2 separate regions of the Homo sapiens genome follow, and region 1 is linked to region 2. A link is a loop called in an ENCODE intact Hi-C map of the cell type or tissue named here. Cell type or tissue: heart right ventricle. All regions are shown on one strand. Links, peaks and the distances in the headings refer to the core of each region. The heading gives the core; the rest is flanking DNA. Region 1 overlaps L3MBTL4 (L3MBTL histone methyl-lysine binding protein 4). Region 2 overlaps L3MBTL4 (L3MBTL histone methyl-lysine binding protein 4).

Evidence for each region. Hi-C counts contacts between places; a loop is a spot of excess contacts. Peaks named below come from ENCODE experiments on the same cell type or tissue, not always from the same donor. Only the 100,000 strongest peaks of a DNase experiment are listed, where the experiment ranks them.
Region 1: it touches region 2 in a loop (8-fold over the local background); 8 of 110 quality-filtered maps call a loop at or near these places.

What each region holds. Positions count from the first base shown.
Region 1 is chr18:5,978,993-5,986,891 of GRCh38, forward strand. The region is part of intron 16 of L3MBTL4 (L3MBTL histone methyl-lysine binding protein 4); the gene reads right to left. It overlaps LOC121725015 (a long non-coding RNA gene), which reads left to right. Exons shown (of 3, transcript NR_172505.1): 2 at 6,011-6,107. Among named protein-coding and RNA genes, the nearest start is that of TMEM200C, 87 kb to the left of the region's middle. RefSeq lists enhancers at 963-1,132, 1,333-1,422. In heart right ventricle, for the core only: no CTCF peak of the experiment used is centred there; a DNase peak (open chromatin) is centred at 1,099.
Region 2 is chr18:6,129,191-6,137,089 of GRCh38, forward strand. All of the region lies in intron 14 of L3MBTL4 (L3MBTL histone methyl-lysine binding protein 4), which reads right to left. Among named protein-coding and RNA genes, the nearest start is that of L3MBTL4-AS1, 120 kb to the right of the region's middle. In heart right ventricle, for the core only: no CTCF peak of the experiment used is centred there; a DNase peak (open chromatin) is centred at 4,007.

The DNA of each region.
Region 1 (7,899 bases), core at 1,066-6,065, 150 kb before region 2:
GTTTTTGTAACCTCCACCCCCCGGCACAGCACCTGGTACACAGAGGTGCTCAATAGCTGTTTGCTGACAACCAACGGGGCAGGAATAACTCTTGGGAAGGGGCAAAAGAGTGGATCCTTCTTGGATGAAGGAAAGCCTGGAGCTCCCCCAACTCTGTCCATGCTATGAATGAATGCCTCATGGATTGTGCCTCCCTTTTCTCTGGGAATGTGCCCCATTCCCGACCCCTGGGCACACCATTTGAGCAGAGGGTCCACAGGGGTCAACTTGAACAGAGAGACCCCTGACTGAAAAAACTCTTGAGGTCCAGTGTGTCTCCAAGGTTCCCAGGCTCATGTGGACACACAGCCAGCCCAGGGCACAGCACCGTGCCTGTCATCCAGGAGTGTACAATCAGAATGACAAGTCTGGGATCAAATGGAATGATCCCTGCCAGAGGCCAGGGAACAAGCCTGTGCTGGGCCCCTCTTAATCATCTGCTTTATTCACTCCAAGTGACTTCATGAAGGATGGTGCTATTAGCCCTCTCTGACAGATAACACAGCAGTCTCAGAGACACAATGTAACTTGACAAAAGTGATTCAGCAGCCCAGGGTGGAGCTGGGGTGCTGATCCTAGAGCCTACCACACCAGGGGCATTTTTTTCCTCCAATCCTTCAATAGTGGGTTATTTCTCACACTGCCTGTACATTCCTGTTTAGAAGGTGACAGGCAGAAGTCACACTTTGGGGGCAGGGTGTGGCCAGATAATCCTGAAAAGAAGGGTTGTCTCTTCTTTAGCAAGGTAAGCCTCTGTGTTGCAATACTCAGCATCTGAATCTCAAGACAGGTCCCTGGAGGTATTGTCAGATTTATCTCAAAATAAACATTGCTTCCAGGGATCCTGCGTGGGACCCTTGGAGACCTAGTCAAAGGAGCACCTTAGGGTACAGGAATGACAGCCACCTGGGCTCTGCCTGGCAGGCAGTAAAGGCACACGTCGCCTCCAGGGGCCACACTCACCTCTCTGGGAAAACAGGGCTGCTGCTCACCCTGCTTGTCCCTGGCACAGAAAGCTGCCTTGTCCCTGGCACAGAGCTCAGCACAGATGCTGGCTCCTAGGCACCGCCGAGGGCTCCCCTCATGGAGTGGCTGACGTGCTGACAGACATAGAAAAGTCAGTCTGCGTTGTGGGGTGCTCTCAGGGCCAAGTGGCTTGTTCTGGGAACCACCTGTTTTCACAGGCTTATGTGCTCCCTGCACCCTGCAGACAGCTCTTCCTGCTTCTCAGCAGAAACTCTCCTAGGCCTAAGGCCACGTGTCATCCCACCCACTCTGGGAGGGTGAGAGGCCAGGATTCCCCCCAGGAAGTGAAACAAAGCATCCCCGTCTCAGGTGTACACCATATTGTATACTTTTGATTCTTTTGTTGAAAACGTATAAATAAATTAGTTTGCGCTTTTTTTTTTTTTTTTTTGAGATGGAGTTTTACTTTTGTCGCCCAGGCTGGATTGCAATGGCATGATCTCAGCTCACTGCAACCTCTGCCTCCTGGGTTCAAGCGATTCTCCTGCCTCAGCTGCCTGAGTAGCTGGGATTACAGGCTTGCACCACCACCCCTTGATAATTTTTATATTTTTAGTAGAGAAAGGATTTTGTCATGTTGGCCAGGCTGGTCTCGAACTCCTGACCTCAGGTGATCTGCCCACCTCGGCCTCCCAAAGTGCCAGGATTACAAGCATGAGCCACAGTGCCCGGCCTGTGCACTTCTTTTCACATTTCACTTTTGGGCAAACTCAATGAAGAAGTAGCTCATGGGCTATTTTCTTCTTGTAGGAGTTGTGCATATTTCCAGCATTTTCCTGGCTTTGCAGAGAAGCCAGAAGCAGCGGTGCACACAGGATGAGTTGCTCCTCAAGCCGCCCTTGCCTGGGCTGATTTGTGTTCCCTCTCGCATACACCAAGGCTAGTGAGGCGGAGGATGGCAATTGCTGGCTGTGCTGCTTGGGGAAGCATGCCCAGGTGTCTGTGCCCACACCAAATTTCCCTCTGCTTAGCTTTCTGAGGAGGCCCTCCTGCCTGTTTTTCAGGTTTCTCTCTGTTCACACAAATCAAATGTGTGTACTCAAATATGCTCTCCCACCACTGACCTCTTGGTGTTCTCTGGGCTCCTTGGCCTGGTCTCACCTTATGCTAATTACAGGCAGCAAGCACAGTGGGCTGTGATGATTAGAAAATATATGGGTCAAATAGAAAATAAAATTAAGGCTAGTCTTCTTTGTTATGCAAGTAAAAGAAGAAATGAGTATTCTTACTATTTCACAGACTTCAGTCTTTAAAAATTATTAGAACTATGAAAAGTTCTTTGTTATACAAGTAAAAGAAATGAGTATTCTTGGTATTCCATAGACTTCAGTCTTTTCTTTAAAAATTATTAGAATTATGAAAAAAGAAACAATGAATGACACTAACTTTTAAGAAGACTGAAGTGAGATCAAACATGCAAAAGGCTCTGTGCTCTTCGTTATGGGATTCAGGTCCTGTCGGAAACTAAGTTCCAAGGGCTAGGTGCAGTGGCTCATACCTGTAACCCCAGTGCTTTGGGAGGCCAAAGTAGGAGGATCCCTTGAAACCAGGAGTTTAAGACCAGCCTGGGCAACACAGCAAGACTCCTTTCTTTGAGGAAAAAAAAAAAAAGCCAGCCTTGGTGGCTCCTGCTTGTAGTCCCAGCTACTCCGAAGACACTTGAGTCCAGGAGTTTGAGGTTGCAGTGAGCTGCGATTGTGCCACTGTACTCCAGGCTGAGGGACAAAGTGACATCTCATCTCAAAAAAAAAATTTTTTTTTTAAAAATAAACTCCAGTTCCAAGTCACACAAAAGCTATTCTGTTCTGTCATCTATTATTCTCTTCTAGAATAAATATCTCCCGATGCAACATGCACAGACACTGTATCTTTTTCCTATTTATCAACAGTCAAAGGAACAAAAAGGTTTCAATATTCTGTGTGTGTGTGTGTGTGTGTGTGTGTGTGTGTGTTTTGGGAAAAAAAAGGAAGAACGAAAGCAAAACACTTGAAATGTTTAAATGGCAGGAACAAGTAACTTGCATAAGTTAAAGAACAAATTATGAAGCAAAGGGATAATGAAGGAATAGAATTAGCCCCTCTATGTTGCGTTTCAACCTCCTATTTAAAGAGAGTCCTGCTAGTGGAGCTACGAGCTCCCACCGGAGTGAGACCTGCACTCCTGCTTCCCACACAGGGTGCCCACTCCCCTGCACTTTGGCCCAGCTCCTGCCACCCCACCCTTTTCTTAAACTTGATAGACGGCCTAAACAATCTGGCCTCTTCATTGAGCTTCTGGCTTTCTTTACAGTGCAGAATAGACTTCCCAGGTCTACCCAGCTGTGGACACAGCCAGAGGTTGTTTCCTCATGACAGGTCAGCATAGGAGCCAAGAACATTCAATTAGTCTGAAGCAAGGTCTCTGTCACATGAAATTCACACCTTTCAATTAGAATTTTTTGCAGAAGCACAGAAGCAGAGAAACCACAGACAGAGCCACTCAGAAGCCTGGGTTTCATAAAGACTCCCAGAGGTCATGGAAAATGCCCCGTACAGAGTCAACGGCATAGTTTCAGAAAATACACATTGAGAAACGTGCTATAAATTAGTTCATTTCAGATGCTAATTTTATACTCATAATAGCTGGCAAAAATGACATCTATCTCATTGCTATTTTAAAAAAGTCCAGAGATTGGATCAAAGCTACTATATTCATCACACATATGCTTAAGAGGGATAAGAGATGATATGATTTACCCTGAAATTAATTAATTTACTATGTTTTCCCATTTATGTGAATAGGCCAAAAGATGCAGAATTTGAAAATGATGTTTTCTATCCATATTAGTAAATATAACTACTAAGTAATTATTTCTTAGTAACTGGTTTAAAGCTATCATATCAGAAATGCCAGTAACAACCGAGGGGCAATTGAGGAAACCGGCTGAAGGCTTCATCACCTCAGCAGAAAGATGACAATTTCCTTAAGTCTTTTACTCCTACCATGGACAGTAATATGAAAACTGATGCGATTTTGTTAAGGGAGGCTCAAGTTGCTCACGTCACGAGGAAACACAGTCTTGTAAATTAAGGCCTTCGTTTCCAGCATGAAGGAAACTCCTTACTTGTAACGATATGGTAAGCCTCTTCTTCAAGTAAATGACACTTGTATTCAAACCTGTTTTACACTGCTGTGGGAAATAACTGCATTTGGAATCCGTAATTTTCTCTACACGGCTACTTTCTACTTCAGGAATAGCCACTGTGGAAGTGCTGTCACTAGAATACAGTTACATTTTAAGGAGCAAATGCTTAAAGACTACCCAGTCGTAGATAACCGAATCACTGCTAGTGAATTAGAGAAGTCAGTGGTAACACCAACACTTGAAACCCCAACACAACCCTTTTCTTAATTATCAACTATAAAAGGCAAGCTGCTAACGTGTGTGTTTGTGTGGGTGGGGATTAAAAAAAAAACAGTGTTAGGGAATAGAACAACTTTCCTGAAGCTAGCGTTTGAAGAAGACTGACTCGAGTAGGCTGTCACCACACTCTCAAGATCCTGTTGGTTATCACGGGTAATATTTAGGAACATTCTGCAGAGCCTCTAATAAGCCATTTGAAAGGGAAAACACTGAGCACAGGATTGAGGAGTGACGGAACACAATGGCAGTGATGAAAACCAGACACAGCAAGTTTCTGAGGCTAGGTGACCCCTCCCACTTCCCAAATAGCCCAGGACTCTTCAGGGAACTTACTGCCTCTGATTTTTCAGTCTTTCTGTAGGCTGATTTCCTCATACTAAACACTCCTCAATGATACAGTGAGGCTTCATTGTGTCATATTTTATTCTAACCTGGGAATGGCAAGATCATCTGAATTTTATTTTTTTTGAGATGGAGTCTTCCTCTAACACCCAGGCTGGAGTGCAATTATGTAATCTAGGCTCACTGCATCCTCTGTCTGCTAGGTTCAAGCAATTCTCCTGCCTCAGCCTCCCAAGTAGCTGGGACTACAGGTGCATATCACTGTGCCTGAGTAAGTTTTGTATTTTTAGTACAGATGGGTTTTCACCATGTTGGCCAGGCTGGTCTTGAACTCCTGACCTCAGGTGATCTGCCTGCCTCAGCCTCCCAAAGTGCTGGGATTATAGGCATGAGCCACCGCACCCTGCCCATCTGAAATTTATTTAAAGGCCATGTAAATTTATTAAGACATACTGGTGTTAATTCTTTGGAGGAATGCAAGGATAAATGATTGTGGCCACATTTCTGAAGTATGATAGTATTGCTGAATCCCATTATTGAGCCATACTTTATTGTAGAATATTTCCCATCTTAACACTATGGTGACAACTTTCATATACCACAGAAAAATGATTTCTCTTTAATGGCTTCCTCTTTTTAGTGGCTTCCATTATGCTATTCAAAACTGAAAATGACGACAGATGAATAGAAATCCAAAGAAAATGTTAAATATGCTTAATTATGTTGCTGTCACAATGCAGGAAATTCTTCAGATAACTGAATATTTTTTTGGGGGGGAAGCTTTTTAAAATATTCCAGAGGTAATTCCATTTCAGATTTTGAACAGAAAAGGGAGTCCCCCTTCCCCCACCTTGATACATTATTTCTATCAAAGGTAGCATTGCTGCTCATGTTCTCATTTCTTTCTTGGTGAGAAAATTAATTGATACGCTAGAGTAATTTTCATCCAGAGTGAATCTGAATGTTGTTTCTGAATTATTTTTGGACCTTGGCTTTCTTAATCATAGCTAATGATCTACGTGTCTTTAGGAGTATTTTTTTCAGAAGGGAAAATTTTTATAGGTATAGATTATTGGTCAAAATCATTGGTCAATTCTTGGTAAGGAAAATAAAAACTGCTGCTTGGGCCTCAAACTATGCTGTCTTAATGACTAGGAAAACATAATTCTCAACTTTTCCATTTTTTTTTTTCCTGGGAGCTCCAGATAACAGCACTATGGGAAGGAGGAAGAATTTAATGAAAGCTTGTACCTGCTGGCTGAAACTAAGCAGCCTATTTATAAACTGCTCTGAAATGTAAGTAAAAAGCTCTTACCTACTCAAGGTTCAAATGAGAGTGCTAGCAAACTAGTGAAGATACAAAGGAGAAACACAAGCTGGGAAAGAAGTGCATAATGGATTGAAGCAGAGGCAAGAATGGGAGAGATGATACTAGGGAATCAGTGGGAAACCGGAAGGCAGATTTTTGTTAAGGCTGACCTGAATAGCCCTGGAGGTAACATAATGTTGCAGGTAAAGAATAGATTATTAAATATTGGGGCAAAAATCTCTGCTTGTTCTGTTCCCAGTAACTAAAATCCAGTCCTCCTTCCCTTTGTCTGACCAAGCCTGAACACGTCCTCCATGGCCCAACACTCAGGCAGTGCTTACTACATGCCAGGCACTGTTGTAAGGATTTTAAGTAAGGAAAAGGAGGCACAAAAAGGGAATGGAATTTGCCTAAGAGATTTGCCCGAAGGTAGCACAGTCAGGACTCCTAATGAGGCTGCCTGGCTCCCAGGTCTGTGCTCTGGACCCTACGTTATATTCCCGAAGGATGTTTAAGTTATAAAGGAAGGTTCTTAACAAATAGGCAAAAAATGGTCTGGAGATGAGGGCTTAGGGAGATGACATGCTGAGGGAATTATTTACCTACCTACCTGGGAGTAAGGGCAAAGTCTTAAGGTGTGATGTCCATGGGGTGGTTTTAGAGCACGAGACTAGGGAAAGACAGCTCAAGTTGAGGACAAAAAACAGAGATCACACACAGTAGAAGTGAGGGATGGGGATGATGCTACAAATGGACCAGGAGAGAAGCTAATTCAAAGGAGGTATTTTGTGGTTGGGATCTTGGAGAGGGATGCTGTAGAGGGTCAGAGGGCAACAGCAGGTATGACTCTGGGCAGGTGTGTCTAGGACCAGCAACCAGGGGTGCTGAGCAAGAATGCAGTCTTGGCTGAGGTCTGGAAATGAAAAGTGACCTGGCCAGAGAGAGCAACCAATCCACAAAAATTGTATTGGTGGAGCAGCTGATTTACCTGAGAATGAAATAAGAAGGTGCTGAGAGGCCGAAAGAGATGCCTGCCTTTGACTTGTTCCCCTGAGTCTCCTAACAAGTGAGCATGTATGAATGAGAATACCTTTCACCTAGAGGTTTAAAAGTCATTTCATATACGATGGTATTTGAGCCCCCAGTAGTCTTGTGAGATATTATACCATGTTCCCATGTTCAAATGAGGAAACTGATATGCAGATTGCCTCAGAAGCCATAGAGCTAGCAAATGATATGAGGTGGGAATCAAACCCGGAACCTGACTTCCATTTCACTGCTCTTTCCATTAACTTAATATTCTGCTTTTTCGTCTCTATGAAGTTTATACTTCAGTGTTTGCATGCAACATCATATGATGAGGTCATCTTTAATAAACATTCCTTGGGAGCTTCTAGCTTGGAGCTTTCATCTCCCTTCATTGCCTTTGATGGCTGTTAATTTTTCTTTTCTTAAACTTTAAAATGTGCCCTTAAGCAAAGATTTCAAAATAGGCACTGTTAAATTCTGCTAAAAACAAAACCAATAGTTCTGTGCCAGAGCGAGCCTTCCCTATATTGGGGAACTGCCTGAGTGAGTCTGTCTGGTTGGAACCGATGCCAGTGAGCCTGTGCCTTCCATGCAATAGCCTAGAGGAATGTACAGGGGCTTGGGCAGTGGGCATGGGCCCGAGTCCAACTACACTGTGCCTTTGCTGTGAAACTTCATCCAGACATCTGACTTCCCAGAGCCTCATTTTTTAAGAGGCTTCACAGTTACTAACATAGGATTGCTAAGGAA
Region 2 (7,899 bases), core at 1,479-6,478:
AAGAGCTGCACCTCTAGTTCCTTCCAGAAGGGGTGTCTTAAGTCTCAGAATAATGCATGGACCATCCAAAACAGTTTATCAGCTATACGTGTACCTATTGCTTTATTGTTGTAGTATTATTATTTTGCTTCAAAATATCAATGCATGGATACTCTTAACAATTTACTGGAATTCTCTCTGTGTGTGTGTGTGTGTGTGTGTGTGTGTGTGTGTGTGTGTTCCAATTCACTCATTTCATCATTAAGTTTGGTATTTCTTCCCTTTGGTAATCATTTTTAAAAATTTGTATAACTTTTTGAGTTGAAAGTTGAATTAGTTCACTTTCATTATTTCTTACTGAGTAAGGTATAGATTTCTCTCTGAACATATGTACTATGATATCCTAAAAGTTTATCTCTTCAGTGTTCTCATTATACTAAGTCTAGATTTTCTGAGATTCAGGTCTGGGTTCTCCTCTGATCCCATGATTGCTTAAGTGCTAGAGTGATAGTTATAAACGTTTTTGCATTTGTTCTAGGTGACTGGACTTTTTCTCAACAATTTCTTATTTCATTGCATTTTGATCAAAGAGTAGGTCTGATGTTTTGTTTTGAGAATTTACTGAGTTGTGTGTGGCCTAACGGTAGAGTTTTGAAAAGTGCTTTTAGGCAGATTTATTCTGTTTTCAACTTGATGTATATCTTTAGTCACTCTTCCTCCTTTTCTTAAATCATGTTATTCAGATTCTGTATATTCTTATGTCTGTTTTGCCTGTTTACTCCATCACTCTCTGAAATGGGTGAATTAAAGTCTCCTTATATTATTTTATTTCTCCTTATATTTTCTGCCATTGTACTTCCCAAAACATGATATTATACTCTTTAGTGAATAAAGACTATGTCTGTTTGAATCTCATCATAAAATTGAATCTTTTGTAGTGTAAAGAGCTCTCATTTACAGATGAAGAAATGAAGTTAGGAATAGTGGGGCGATTTGCCTCATACTGCAGAGTGAGCGGTCAGTCTGGATGTCCAGTTCAGGTGAGTTCCAGGCCTTAAACCTGACTAGTGAGACTGACACCCCCCACCCGCCACACACACACATTCACTCACAAAGGGGAACAGACGTGAAAAGAAGAAAACATCTAAAATAATTTCCATCATTATTTTTGGGCTGACCGAACAATTCCAGGTAAATCCTGAATAGAGGGTGAGTTGTCCTATAAGTTTCCACTAAGAGCACCCAAAAATATATTAGATTTATCTGATACCCGCCCCCCCAACTTCTGAGCAGTAAATGCTCCTCTTCTATTTGTATTGTTTCAGGTTTGACACTTCAGTCATGTATGCTGTGCCCTGTGTCCCACACAGGAGTTCTAGGGCAAGAGGCCTTCACATTGTAACAATATCTGGCTCTCAATGTAAATAATATAATTATTGGTTCTTCAATAAATTACCTGTGTATGTTTTATGACACAGAGGTAGATCAAGTCTTCTGGAGTCTGTGTTCTACTCATTTGGAAAAAAAAATTTCGTATCTAATCCTGGACCTTGACTCAAAAGTAAATTTACATCTTGTAGTCCCAATATTGTCATCTTTAAATATTCCTATGTTAACAAATACACCTACTTCACTTTATTCTCTATGTAAATTCATGCAAATAAAATGTAAATTGTGTGCCAAAAGTCCTATTTTCATACAGATAAGAACTGATGCAATTTATTTCAAATAATAATTTATCCATATTCTACATGAATTCCATACAAGTTTGAGTATTATTGCTAACCCCCTATTTTAACAAAAACTAAAATAAACTTGTCTGACATCCATCTAAAAAGGACACCCAGGGTCCACCTCACCTATCAAAGTGAGGTAGTATTTTCAAATGTCCTTAGCAATATTTTGATGTCATCGTTCTCTTTGTCAGCTGTACAAAATAAGATGCTGACAACTTATATTAAGAATACTGTTTACTTCCTTTCAAAACACCAAGGCTTCAATATCAGAATCAGAAATTCTGATTTGAAATGGTAAAAACAACATTCTGCTTGCAAGCACTCCACTGCCTGGGAGCATTTTCTAGAAAAGCAGCTGAAATTGCCACCTTCTTAAAGTGGAGCACTACATTTTCACGCTTTCCCCAGGGTTTGGAAGCAGAAGTCAACTAAGTTGTTTTATACCAGTCCCAGCCAAACCGGAGGGGCTTGGTCTTTTGTTCTGTTGTTTTCTTTTATTCTTCTTTTTCTTAAATATAAGAATATTTGTCTGAGAATCTTCTGGACTAGAGACTGCAAGAAGTGTCTTGTAAAATGATGCCTCTCTGGTAAAGGTACATATCTATGACAAGAGGAAAAAACCTTTTATTTTGGAATACACAAGTTTTACTCATTTAAATTCATTAGGAAACTCAAGCTAGAAATGATGATTATATTAATAGTACACCTAGGAATCTGGGAGAATACAGCAAAGATTTAAAAATTTTATCTCTTCCTCACCATCTCTGACATAAAAGAACAAAATGTATAATGATAACCTCAGGTGTTTTATGGAAAATTTCTAGCAGGCATGCATGTGTGTGTGCGCAAGTGCATGTATATAATATTCTCAAAAGATACTATCCAAGGTTGGTACTGAAGAACAACACTTTTAATCTTTTAGAGCTATATAAATTTAGACTATGACAGCAGTAAAAATATAAGAAAAATGCAGGGATTATGAATGATATCAATTTTTTACAGTTAATTGCAAGAGAATTTTAGTAAATTCTTAAGTTGTACCACAGTTACATTTGTAAATTGATTAACTGGGTAAAAAACAGTGATTATATGATTAAAACAAGAGAGACATCCCCAGCATTTCCTAGAGCTAACCTACATTACTCATGATCCACACTCTCCAATGATACCCTTTCAGCCAACAGTAACTCCATCAAGGATTTATCCTCATTCCTTGAATACAAGGAATTTTGAATTCCTTGTATTAAGACAAAATAGTGTTTAATATAATAAAATTTGTTTGCATTTCCTTTCACAGATAAGTTAAAATGTATTTACCTGATGGTTTACATGTTTCATAACTCCCCTTTATAAAACGCAAGGTCGAGAAACATCCAGTTCTCTAATTTTTGTCTTCTCCATTCTAGATAGATGCTAGCTGCAGGTACTCATTGCCTTTCATTTTCATTTCTGAGACCCTGGAATCATGAAGCTTTTGGAGACCTTGCTCTTACTTGAGTTCGCTCTCTAATAATGAGGTCTGGAACTGGAGAAGAGCTGATAGAATTCATCACCCCAGCAGCCCTGAGCATGTGTGAGGCCTGGAGACAGGATCGCTTCTCAGGCCTGCTGTCTCCCTAAAAATGCCCCATTCTTCTCACTATCACACCTTCAGTATTTCATTTTTTTCTCTAAGCTTCATATAATGCTTTTCTTTAAACCTTTCTTTTTTATATTCTTCTCATTCATTCAGAAATTCTGAGGCCAACCTTTAAAGGCTACTTAGTAGATAAACTTAAGTCAAATATTCTCTTGATAATTAGATAATACAAAGAAGAACATCAATTAGACCCCATTTACATTATGTCAGATGAGAGAAAGTTCAGAGAAGCTGCTGGAACAAAGTGCAGCATGCCCATTGTGTCTGTGTCCACAGCCTTCTCAGAATCTAGTAGGGAGAGGTCAGTCAGAAACACACACGCCCAGCGCAGGAGGCAAGCTGGCTTTGCTGAAGTGGAAAGAGAGGCTTGTGTGAGATGCTCTGCTACCTTAAAAAGCAGTCCAAGAATGGTCGGTGTTATTTTAGCACCAGTTCCACGGGAGGGGTATCAGCAGAGAGCTCTAAGGGACAGACAAATTGCAATACCATGGTGTGACGAACTTTGACGATAATGATTCAAGTTTTGAAGGAGGCATTAAGATGGCCAGTCACTTCACAGAAGTACCTGTCGCTCAAAATACTACAATGAGAGGGCACAGTGTGCCAGGCTCTCTGAGGGCTGTCTGACAGAACTCTCAGGGATGATGGAACCGTTCCATATCTTTGCTGTCCAATACAGTAGCCACTAGTCACAAGGGCTGCTGAGCATGTGAAATATGGCCAAGCGTGTGTGAGGAACACAGAGGCAGGGGACTAACGAGTACCATAGTGGGTGTTACAGCTCTAGATCACACACACACACACACACACACACTCCCCCCACACACAAACAGAAGGCCTGAGGAAGATGATCTCCATGGCTATATACTCCTAGTGCTTGTCTAGGAAGTGGCTCCATCAACTCCAGCAGAGTCCTCGCTAATACAGGGCACCCTCCTAATCATGGGCTTCTCCCCTCCTCTCCCCTTCCCTCCCTCATCTTTCCTTTTTCCTGGTTTCCTCCTCCCCTCACAGAGCACTAATGTTACAGCAGGTATAAGACATTGAACAGATTGTGAAAAAAAATGTGGGTAGCTAGGCAGACATGAGCAGGGCGGGAAAGGCCCCCTACCCCAGGAATGTCAGGCAACCATCAGGTGATGGTCAGGTGGTTGTTCGACTGTCTCTCTAAAATAATAATTGGTCACAGCTGGGAGGTGCCAGGGAAAGGCAGCCTCCCAGTAGATGGGAAACACCTGAAACTGGTACCAGCCGCTTCCTGATAAGATCTCAGGAGTTGGGTGAGTGGGCCCCAGCCTGTTCACTAAGAGGCAAAATGGTGGAGTTTAACTGGCACATGACCTTCCTCTAGGAACATTCAACTGGTAAGGGAAAAATGCCTCAAATGAGCACGTACACAATCTTCAGTAAACACATTGTGCATATGGCCTGTATTAGTCCATTTTCACTCTGCTGATAAAGACATACCCGAGACTGGGAAGGAAAAAGAGGTTCAGTTGGACATGCAGTTCCACATGGCTGGGGAGGCCTCATATTCATGGCAGAGGGTGAAAGGCACTTCTTACATGGTGGGAGCAAGAGAAAGTGAGGGAGAAACCAAAGCAGAAACCCCTGATAAACCCATCAGATATCGTGAGACTTGTTCACTATCACAAGAATAGCATGGGAAAGACCTGCCCCCATGATTCAATTACTTCCCCCTGGGTCCTTCCCACAACACTCGGGAATTCTGAGAGATACAATTCAAGTTGAGATTTCAGAGGGGACACAGCCAAACCATATCATTCCACCCCGGCCCCTCCAAATCTCAGGTCCTCACATTTCAAAACCCATCATGCCTTCCCAACAGTTCCCCAAAGTCTTAACTCATTTCAGCATTAACCCAAAAGTCCACAGTCCAAAGTCTCATCTGAAACATAGCAAGTCCCTTCTGCCTATGAGCCTGTAAAATCAAAAGCAAGCTAGTTACTTCCTAGATACAATGGGGGTACAGGTACTGGGTAAATACAGCTGTTCCAAATGGGAGAAATTGGCCAAAACAAAGGGGTTACAGGGCCCATGCAAGTCTGATATCCAGCAGGGCAGTCAAATTTTAAAGCTCTCAAATGATCTCCTTTGACTCCAGGTCTCACATCCAAGCCACGCTGATGCAACAGGTGGGTTCCTATGGTCTTGGGCAGCTCCACCCCTGTGGCTTTGCAGGGTACAGCCTCCCTCCTGGCTGCTTTCATAGGCTGGTGTTGAGTGCCTGCAGCCTTTCCAGGTGCATGGTACAAGCTGTCAGCGGATCTACCATTCTGGGGTCTGGAGGACAGAGGCCCTCTTCTCACAGCTCCACTAGGCAGTGCCCCAGTAGGGACTCGGTGTGGGGGCTCTGACCCCACATTTCCCTTCCACACTGCCCTAGCAGAGGTTCTCCATGAGATCCCTGCCCCTGCAGCAAACTTTTGCTTGGGCATCCAGGCATTTCCATACATCTTCTTAAATCTAGGCGGAGGTTCCCAAACCTCAATCTTGACTTCCATACACCCACAGGCTCAACACCATGTGGAAGCTGCCAAGGCTTGGGACTTCCACCCTCTGAAGCCATAGCCCAAGCCTTATGTTGGCCCCTTTCAGCCACAGCTGGAGCAGCTGGGAAACAGGGTACCAAGACTCTAGGCTGCACACAACTGGGCCCAACCCACAAAACCACTTTTTCCTCCTGGGCCTCCAGGCCTGTGATGGGAGAGGGTGCCGTAAAGGTCCCTGACATGGCCTGGAGACATTTTCCCCATGGTCTTGGGGATTATCATTAGGCTCCTTGCTACTTATGCAAATTTCTGCAGCCAGCTTGAATTTCTCCTCAAAAAATGGGTTTTTCTTTTCTACTGCATCATCAGGCTGCAAATTTTCTGAACTTTTATGCTCTGTTTTCCTTTTAAAATGGGATGCTTTTAACAGCACCCAAGTCAACTTTTGAATGCTTTGCTGCTTAGAAATTTCTTCCACCAGATACCCTAAATCATCTTTCTCAAGTTCAAAGTTCCACAAATCTCTAGGGCAAGGGCAAGATGCTGCCAGTCTCTTTGCTAAAACATAACAAGAGTCACCTTTGCTCCAGTTCCCAACAAGTTCCTCATCTCCATCTGAGACCACCTCAGCCTTATTGTTCATATCACTATCAGCATTTTTGTCAAAGCCACTCGACAAGTCTCTGGGAGGTTCCAAACTTTACCACATTTTCCTGTCTTCTTCTGAGCCCTCCAAACTGTTCCAACCTCTGCCCTTTACACAGTTCCAAAGTTGTTTCCACATTTGCTTGTACCTTTTCAGCAGTGTCCCACTCTAATGGTACCAATTGTACTGTATTATTCTGTTTTCACACTGCTGATAAAGACATACAGGGGACTGGGAAAGAAAAAGAGGTTTAATTGGACTTACAGTTCCACATGGCTGGGGAAGCCTCAGAATCATGGTGGGAGGTGAAAGGCACATCTTACATGGTGGCAGCAAGGGAAAATGAGGAAGAAAGCAAAAGTGGAAACCCCTGATAAACCCATCAGATCTTGTGAGACTTATTCACTATCACAAGAATAGCACGGGAAATACTGGGCCCCATGATTCAATTACCTCTCCCTGGGTCCCTCCCACAACATGTGGGAATTTTGGGAGATACAATTCAAGTTGAGATTTGAGTGAGGATACAGCCAAACCATATCACAGCCCCTCCCAAGTGCTGGCAGGCCACTGCACATGTGGACAGTCCACTCCAAGGAAGAATCAGGGTGACTCAGGAGAATAGGGTCTGGAGGCAGGGAACCTAAGGCCAATTCACGCTGACTTCCTAGAACTAAACGAAAAGAAAACCCCCAACTTTCCACACTAAAGTAACAAAAGGACCAGAGGCTACTCCCTTTGCACCCCTCACCCCCTGCTTTTCTGCATGAAAGATGGAAAATTGAAAGTATCTCTGATTGGTTGTAGACAGCAACCAGATGTGGAGAGCAACCAATCAGATGTTTGCATAGGAGTGTAACTTTGCAACTTCACTTCAGCCTCTGATTGGTTGCTTTCCACAACCGATCAGACTGACTGTGGCCCACTACTTCACCTACATAGAGTGTACCAAGTAACCAATGGGAAACCTTTAGAGGGTATTTAACCCCCCTAAAAATTCTGTAATGGGGATCTTGAGGCCCTGTGCTTGGGTGTGCTCCCACTCTATGGAGTGTACTTTCACTTTCAATACATCTCTGCTTTCATTGCTTCATTCTTTCCTTGCTTTGTTTGTGTGTTTTGTCCATTTCTTTGTGCCAGACACCAAGAACTTGGACACCCTCCACCAGTAACGAGGACAGAAGAAATGCAGCGCCTAGAATTATGCCAATGTATAAAAACCCCAAGGCAAGGCCTAAATGGCTCACTTGACTTTCTCAAGTTGCCCTCCTGGCCTTCTTCCAAGTGCACTTTACTTCCTTTTGCTCCTGCTCTAAAACTTTTTAATAACATTTCACTCTTGCTCAAAAACTTGCTTTGGTCTCTCACTCTGCCTTATGCCCCTGG